2 separate regions of the Homo sapiens genome follow, and region 2 is linked to region 1. Evidence: chromatin contacts called from ENCODE POLR2A ChIA-PET data. All regions are on one chromosome and are shown on one strand. The core of a region is the stretch at or near the end of the contact, and the rest is flanking DNA. Distances in the headings are between cores, read along the strand shown. Region 1 has its middle 410 kb from the start of LINC00924. Region 2 overlaps IGF1R (insulin like growth factor 1 receptor).

Evidence for each region. ChIA-PET counts read pairs that join two places held with the same protein, here RNA polymerase II (POLR2A).
Region 2: POLR2A ChIA-PET joins it to region 1 with 10 read pairs in BJ. The contact joins two enhancer-like sites. POLR2A ChIA-PET finds 5 or more read pairs at or near these places in 2 of 52 experiments (A673 and BJ).

The regions. Positions count from the first base shown.
Region 1 is chr15:95,841,396-95,845,622 of GRCh38, reverse strand. No RefSeq gene overlaps it. Among named protein-coding and RNA genes, the nearest start is that of LINC00924, 410 kb to the right of the region's middle. Within about 2 kb of position 1,966, at least 5 of the 41 ENCODE cell types and tissues checked have a DNase peak (open chromatin) inside an H3K27ac peak, as active enhancers do.
Region 2 is chr15:98,725,495-98,729,721 of GRCh38, reverse strand. The region is part of intron 2 of IGF1R (insulin like growth factor 1 receptor); the gene reads right to left. Among named protein-coding and RNA genes, the nearest start is that of MIR4714, 57 kb to the left of the region's middle. Within about 2 kb of position 1,986, at least 30 of the 41 ENCODE cell types and tissues checked have a DNase peak (open chromatin) inside an H3K27ac peak, as active enhancers do.

The DNA of each region.
Region 1 (4,227 bases), core at 717-3,216:
AGAATGAGAAAGATTAAGAGAGGAAGAACAAACCCAGGAACTGCTTTGTGTGGTAGAATGGAGTCATTTCACAAAAACTTGTCAACTTTTCACATCGCCAACAGAATAAAAAGTCAGTTGTAACTGTGTAACAAACTTCCTAACAAGAGAGACAATTTGATCATTCAGTCGTCAGGAGATTATAACTTGATGTGGTGTTTTGCCTCAGTCATTGATGTCCTAAACTCAACACGAGGACAGAACTCACCATCCACGGGAGGTTGAGCGGTGAACATTGATTTCACTCTTTTATTGACCTTTTTTTGTTTGAGTCACTTTTATGCTCTTTATGATCCTTTAAAAGTCTTAGGTTTTATTTTCTCCTGTCACCAAAGACAGGAGAAAATAAACAGATTTATAAATAAAGATAAGTACATTTTAAATGTGTAAAATGCCCTATTTCCAATGTCTCTGGCCAAATTAATAATTAATGAAATCATAAAGTAGTTACTGGAAAATGGGGGTGAAACAACAAAAAATGCACTAAGCTGCTAAATTCTTTTTATTTTTTTAAAAATTATTTTGTGAGTACATAGTTGGTGTGTATATGTATGGGGTACATGAGATATTTTAATGTAGGAATGCAGTAAATAATAACCACATCATGAAAAATGGGGTATCATCCCCTCAAGCACTTACCCTTTGTGTTACAAGCAATCCAATTATACTCTTTAACTTATAACATATACAATTATTATTGACTGTAGTTACCCTGTTGTGCTATCAAATACTAGGTTTTATTCATCTTTTCTATTGTTTTCTTACCCATTAACAATCCTCACTTGCCCCCAAATCCCCAAACCCCCACTACTTTTTTTTATTTCCCAGAAGAACATTTGTGTGTCTACTGGCATCTAAAACACACATTTTGCATTGGTTACAATTACTCAGGTTATGTGTTTCCATTTCCCATAAATTTTGCATGGAAGTTTCTGGAAGGACTCAGCTGGGTTTTATAAAATCCCTTGGTGCCACTGCCAGCTTTTATTTCAGAAGCATACATACTTGATGCCTTAACCACTAGCATGACTTTTTGTTTTAACCTAAGGCCTCCCATAGAGGAATAAAACCTGTGAGTGGGGGAAGAAGCTTAGAAAATAGAGGATATTATTTTTAGCTAGAAAAAAAGTAAAAATAATCGAGTGATATCACGTAACACCCGCTCTTCTGGGTTCCATGCATAACAAAGTTCATGCAGTCTAACTTTCCATGTAACTGCATGAAAACAATCTGTTTGCTATTTATATGCAATTGCCTTGGGGAAACCAGCCCCATGGAGGAGAATAGATTATTCCAAGGTGAATTGGATGTAAGCATATGGAGTCTCTTCAAAGGCAAGGTCTTGGATGTGTGTGTGTGTGTGTTCATGTGTGTGCACACGTGCACACTTGAGGTCAGGGTAGTTGGTGGTGGGGTGGGTGATGGGAGCTGTTCAAAACCACTTTCTGATTACAAATAATAAAAAAAAATTCAATCGGAAGTGCGTTCTGCCAAACTTCACAATAAACCTCCTAGCAGGACATTGAGATTTTCTTAATCAGGGTCAGACCCACAAGCATAAGGCCAACGAGTTCAGTGGGAAAAACGACTCTTCTTCCCAGTTTTTTTTTCTTTCTTTTTTTCTTTCATTTGGAAAGGACCTCCTCATATACATGCAGAGCAATTTTCCAGTACATTAACCCAGGAGGGATCCTCTCTCCGTCAGCTTAAGAGATAGGAAAGTTGAGAAACAGGGTGAAGGGAAGATGGATGGGCCTGGGATATGAGAGAGGACAGTTTTTCCACTGTCCTGCCCTGTACACCTAGGACAAAGACTTCATTGACTGCAGTGCTTGACATCAGCCTCATAAACTAGTCAGCACAAAAGGTCTGACACTTGAAAGTACCAGTCCCTGCCTTCTTTCTATTGCAGCTGTGCACGGGGGTTGGGCCCAACAGTGGTGTCCCTTTGTCAGCCCATAGGACAAGAGGTGAAGATAAATAGTGTTGACTTTAATGTAGTCACACAATTTTGCTATTTCCCAAAAGACAACATTTCCTCCCAGGCCTCACATCACGGCCCCAGGAGAAAGAACTATCTTCCCTTTAGTTGGGGAGTAAGGGTGGACTGGGCTGGGATCCTGATGAGGGTGTGGAGTGGACATGTGGCTTGAGGGAAAAGGGTAGATGAAGGACAAGTGCAGAGTCATGGGATCTGCTCCTTATCCTCTCTGGGGAGATGGTTTGGTTTTCATGCATTCCAGCTTGGTCACAGTGGTTTCTTTCGTTTTCTCGAGTTCTTTGGAAATGGCCCCAGAGGGAGAAAATGCACACAGGAAGGAAGACTGAAAACATGAAGAATTGTATGATTTAAAAGAGTTTTAAAAACCACTGTGGTATCTTTCTGTTTATCACAAAGCCAGAAAGTAAAATGCTTCCCTGAGAGCTTTTTGGTAATATGACTTTAAAACAAGCACTGGAGTAGATGCCAGAATTCAAGAATCCTTTGTGCTGAAGGGAGGAATTGATCAGGTGTGTGGTCCGCTGCATGAGATTGTTGTTATAATTATTCATTATTTGGCTGGGCATCAGCATAGGTAACAAGTTTTTGTATTATTTCCTCCAGTGTCAGGGAAGGAAAAATTTGAAATACTGAACACAGAACTCACCATTGGGGCTTGATGGGTTATGACCAAGTTAGATCGGCTGCACAGAGGCTCACCCTGCCTGAACGCCACCTTAACTCCCTTAACTACTCTGACTGCAGAACGCCACTCTGATTCTGCCTTTTCTCTCTCTAGAGAGACTATCTGGAAGATAACATGTGAGCCATCCCCAGTCATAAGCATCTGTCTGCAGTCGGAGCTCTTCATGGTCAAAGTGGACGCCAAGAGCTTAGAGCATTCAGGCTCTAAAGAGCAATCTAAAAGTATCTTAGGTGCAGAACAAGGGAAATGTGGAGGCTCAAATACTTATAGACCCCTCATGGTCAGGCTGAAGCAAAGTCAGAACTGAGACATAAACGCCAGAGGGGAGTTCTATTTAACCACCAACAGCCGAACTCAGATCAATCACACGTTAGCTGGGTTTAACAACTGGCGGAATTTTCTTTTTCATTCCCCTGTCAAGCTGACAAGGTTGGAGCTTCCTTCTACTGATGGGCACCTCATTGTGTCATTTGAGCATATCCTTTAGAAGTTACTGATCCTGGTCGGGCACGGTGGCTCATGCCTGTAAGCCTAGCACTTTGGGAGGCCAAGGTGGGTGGATCACCTGAGTTCAGGAGTTCAAGACCAGCCTGGCCAACATAGGGAAACCCTGTCTCTACTAAAAACACAAAAATTAGCCGGGCTTGTTGGCGTGCGCCTGTAATCCCAGCTTCTCAGGAGGCTGAGGCAGGAGAACTGCTTGAACCCTGGAGGCACAAGTTGTAGTGAGCTGAGATTGTGCCACTGCACTCCAGCCTGGGCAACAGAGTGAGACTCTGTCTCAAAAAAATACACCATGGAATACCATGCAGCCATAAAAAATGATGAGTTCATGTCCTTTGTAGGGACATGGATGAAATTGGAAATCATCATTCTCAGTAAACTATCGCAAAAACAAAAAACCAAACACCACATATTCTCACTCATAGGTGGGAATTGAACAATGAGATCACATGGACACAGGAAGGGGAATATCACACTGTGGGGACTGTGGTGGGGTAGGGGGAGGAGGGAGGGATAGCACTGGGAGATATACCTAATGCTAGATGACGAGTTAGTGGGTGCAGCGCACCAGCATGGCACATGTATACATATGTAACTAACCTGCACAATGTGCACATGTACCCTAAAACTTAAAGTATAATAAAAAAATAAATAAAAAAATAAAGTTACTGATCCGAGGTATTTTTAAAACTCCATTGTATACAACTCTGCTACAATCTCATTCTAGAGATCATTTCTTGAGGCTAAGATTTAAAGACGTTTCCTTTGATGAGAAAATGGTTGAGATTGGATTTTTTTTCTATGAATCTTTTCACAGAAAAATGAATAGTTGCAATTTGGGAAAACAAATTTCTTGAAAGTAGAGAAAGTACTGACCGGCTTCCCATTCATATCAGTTTAACCTTCTTTTTAGGAGAATACTATACATAACTGATGCATCTCTTCATGAACTTGGAGTATATATTTTGAACTTACCGTGGCTTGCTTTTAAATGGTT
Region 2 (4,227 bases), core at 737-3,236, 2.9 Mb before region 1:
CCTCTATTCCTGTGAAGGCCCAGCTCTTACTGGGAAGGGCAGGGAGGCCCCCAGATACTGTCTCCAGGGAACGGGACAGTTCACCAAGACCACACACACAGCCTGCTCTCACTGAAGGACAATGAGATGTGGAAAGGTTCACTTAAAAAAAAAAAAAAGCACATTAGGGTTTTTCTTAATGCACAGTACAATGAAGAAAACAGAAAACAGACCAGAACCCTATTGTCCAGATAACACCTACTGACCTTTGAAAAGAATAGAAGAAATAAAAGCACATGGTTAAAAAATTCCAAACAGTGCAAAAATAATACAAGATTACCTGTGGAGGTCACCAAGCACTTCCGGTTCCTTTCCATGAAAAATAAGTGCTTATTACTTTCTGGGATTCCTTCTCAAAAACTTCTTAATGATTGAACCAGCATTCACCAGCAAACATGCTCTTTTTAAATTAAGCCCTGAAGAATCAGAGTACATATAATGCTCTACACCTTTTTCCACTTAATTTATCTCAGAACAAAGATCTAACCTTTCAAAGAACAGCTGTTGTAGTGAGAATTCCACTCTTTGGAAATGTATAAATCAGACACAAATTCAAAATGCAGTATTTTTTGTGTCAGCCTTGTAATCCTTTAACAGTGAGTCCTATGGGAATTTAAAAATTATGATAGTATCAGCTAATATTTCATTGAGGCATTGTGCCATGTCTGGCCCTGGACTAACCCCTTTTCTTTACCTCTCACAACGACCTTAGAAGGAAGCTGAGTGTCCACAGTCGTGTAGCTGAGAGGCCTTAGGAAGGTAAATTCTCTTCACCAATGTGCAGAGCCAAGAGGTAGCACAGCCAAGATTTTAAGCCAGATCTGTCTGATTCTACTACCACCTACTACAAAGAGCTTTCTTGTCATAGGATAAAGGTGCTGGCTTCTCCACCAGAGGAAAGGAAGCCACTTAAAAACTTACAGAGAGGGTGATCACCAAAGGCCACCAGCTGGCCTCGGGAGAGTGCAGAATGCACTCCCAGAGCTAGGATGAAGAAGCGATGGGGGCCTGACCCCGCCCAGGCGGCCCTGGGCATCAGCATAGGCACCTCACTGGGTTCACAATGGCTCAGAACATGCTCACCTGCTTGAGCTCAGCCTCTTGAACGTCTGCTGCTAATAGCCGCTCTTCAAGCAAAGCACATGTCATGAGACCTATTCAAATACAACTGAGTGGGACCCTGAAACTGGGGCTGGCAATGGTGGGAGCACTAAGTCAGGCCCTCTTGCTGGGAGGTGATGTGAAGAGGGCCACTTCTCATCCCTGCTCTGCTGTCCCCTTAACCGGGGTCTTGAGCAGTGGAGGAGGAGCTCAGGCCCCTCCAGTCAAAGACAGTCCAGGCTGAGTCTAGACAACCCGACCATTCTCATCCCCACCCAGCCCGGCCAGCCTTTCACAGACAGGCACCGGGATCTGTGATGGCCAGCGGCAACAACAGGCGTGATTTCTCCTAGGACACATCACTTTTCACCAAGAAGCCCATCTTGAATAGCTGGGGGTGTGTTTACAGATCCAGGAAAGCTCAGAGCAAAAATACTTAGTTAAAAAGCAAGTTAAAAAATGCATCTTCAGGGCAACCCGCTTGGGTCCCTTTCCATGCTGTGGAAGCTTTGTTCTTTCACTCTTCACAATAAATCTTGCTGCTGCTCGCTTAAAAAAAAAAAAAAAAAAAAAACAATGCATCTTCAGTGAGTACAGTGGCTACCTCGTGTTCCTTTTTTATTTGATGGGAAATAAAGGGGAAGAGAGATTTACTTTGAGTCGGCAGGCCAGATCTGCAACAGGGACTGGAGAACTTTCCAGGCCCAGCAGCCCCGGCCTGGCCCGCATTCCTTCGGGGTGACAGCGCACCAGGGCCGGCCGGCGGTTTCCCCAGTCCTTCTGCCGCCGCCACACAGTGACTAAGCCCACAGGAATCCCAGCGGGTGCTGGACCCACCCGGAGGACAAGCAGGCCGAGAGGAAAGCCTGTGACTGCCCCGACCAGCAGAAGAAGACCTGCTCTCTGCCCTCCAGCCCCTGGGTATAATGCAGGAGAAGCTGGGGAGGCTGTCCAAGGCAGGAGCAGCCCCACCTGAGCTCAGGTGACAGCCCATCTCACTTGCAAGGCCTTGCAGAGACACCCAAGCCCCATACTCAGGACTGACTTTGCTGAGGAATCAGAGAGCAGAGTTTCAGGGTGCACCTTTATCTCCCTGAGAAAGACTCCCAGTAAAAGTCGGTTGTTTGCCCAAAGGAGGCAGAATTAAACTACGGGCAGGCAACCACAAGTTTGCTTTGACAAATAAAACAAGAAAAAAAAAATGTAAACCTACACTGGCCCAATCACTTTCCAAGAGCCTAATTCATGGTAAAACCAGCAGTCCAAGATCTGATTTTGATAAATCACTTCCTGACTCTTCATATATTTTACTCTCTGTACGACTGTTATTTTTATTTTGCAAAAGAATTAAAAGTTTACTGGAAACCACATACCTTTCTTCCTTTACGACAACCTGTCATTCATCACAGCTAAAACATCCACCCATTAAATGATATTTTTACAAGATTAAAGAATGGTTTTAAAAAGAAAGAAATCTCCTTAGTTAAAAATGAACCAAACAAAGGTACCTAATCACTGATCAGCATCAAAGTTTTGTTCCACACATGAAAATAATTCATCAGGCCAGGTGTGGCGGCTCACACCTAGAATCCCAGCACTTTGGGAGGCCAAGGTGGGTGGATCACCTGAGGTCAGGAGTTCGAGACCTGCCTGGCCAACATGGTGAAACCCCATCTCTACTAAAAATACAAAAAATTAGCCGGGCATGGTGACAGATGCCTGTAATCCCAGCTACTCAGGAGGCTGAGGCAGGAGAATTGCCTGAACCCGGGAGGCGGAAGTTGCAGTGAGCCAAGATCACACCATTGCACTCCAGCCGGGGTGACAAGAGCAAGACTCTATCTCAAAAAAAAAAAAAAAAAAAAAAAATCATCAATGTAAAAATGAATTCTGCCTAAGGAGGGGAATTTAAAAAGTCAGAGAAAAGCAAGGAATTAAAATTCAGAAACAAGCTGTTTTATAATTAAGCATCTGCAATTTAACTATACTATGTCACTCTGATTTTCATCTTTCCTTTCTCATAAGAGTCATAGATGTTCTCCGCTCATATAAAGGTGGTAGGAAGGGAGGGAGGGCGCCATGCTAATAGAACCCACATCATGTTTACTAAGAACTAGGCAGATGTGGACAAAAACTCCAAAGATTTAAAAGTTTCTTGACTAGAGCAAGACATCTTCAAGAACTCATCCAACATGGTGCCTAGCCTTCTTCAGAGCAAGACAAGCCACTAAGTCATCCCTGGGTGTGTGTTCAGCAGCAGCCCACTAGGAAGTATTAGGTGAGCTACGATGGGAGAGTAATGGGCAGGAAAATCATAGGAAAGCAGGTCTGGATTTGGGCTGGCTGCTTAGCTGCATGGCACCTTGCACAAGTTATAATCAGGTCTCTTGCCTCCATTTCCTCTTCCACAAAAAATGGAACAGTAATATCCATATCCACCCTACAGACTGTGCAAAGATTAAAGAATACTGGCGAGGTGCCTGGCACCTAGTCATTGTTCAGTGAATGCCAGTCATGATCACGAACACAGTCCTTGCTAAGAGGGTGATATGATTTGGCTGTGTCCCCGCCCAAATCTCAACTTGAATTGTGTCTCCCAGAATTTTCATGTGTTATGGGAAGGACCCAGGTGAGGTAATTGAATCATGAGGGCTGGTCTTTCCCGTGCTATTCTCATGATAGTGAATAAGTCTGACGAGATCTGATGGGTTTATCAGGGTTTCCACTTTTGCTTCTTCCACATTTTCTCTTGCTGCCACCATGTAAGAAGTACCTTTTGCCTCCTGCCATGATTCTGAGGCCTCCCCAGCCATGTGGAATTGTAAGTCCAATTAAAACCTCTTTTTCTTCACAGTCTTGGGTACGTCTTTATCAGCAGCATGAAAACAGACTAATACAGAGGGTAATCACCACAGGAATCCAGACGGGGAGTGGGGTCAGTTCACTGGTACAAGGATCTTGATCAAAGGAACTCATTTCCCACCTGATCCCTATTCACTCCAGGGTCCACATCTAGGAGTCCCAAAGACCGGCATGCATGGGTTGGGTCAACAGGCTGCCTGGAGGTTTACCTCATTCCAGGAGTTG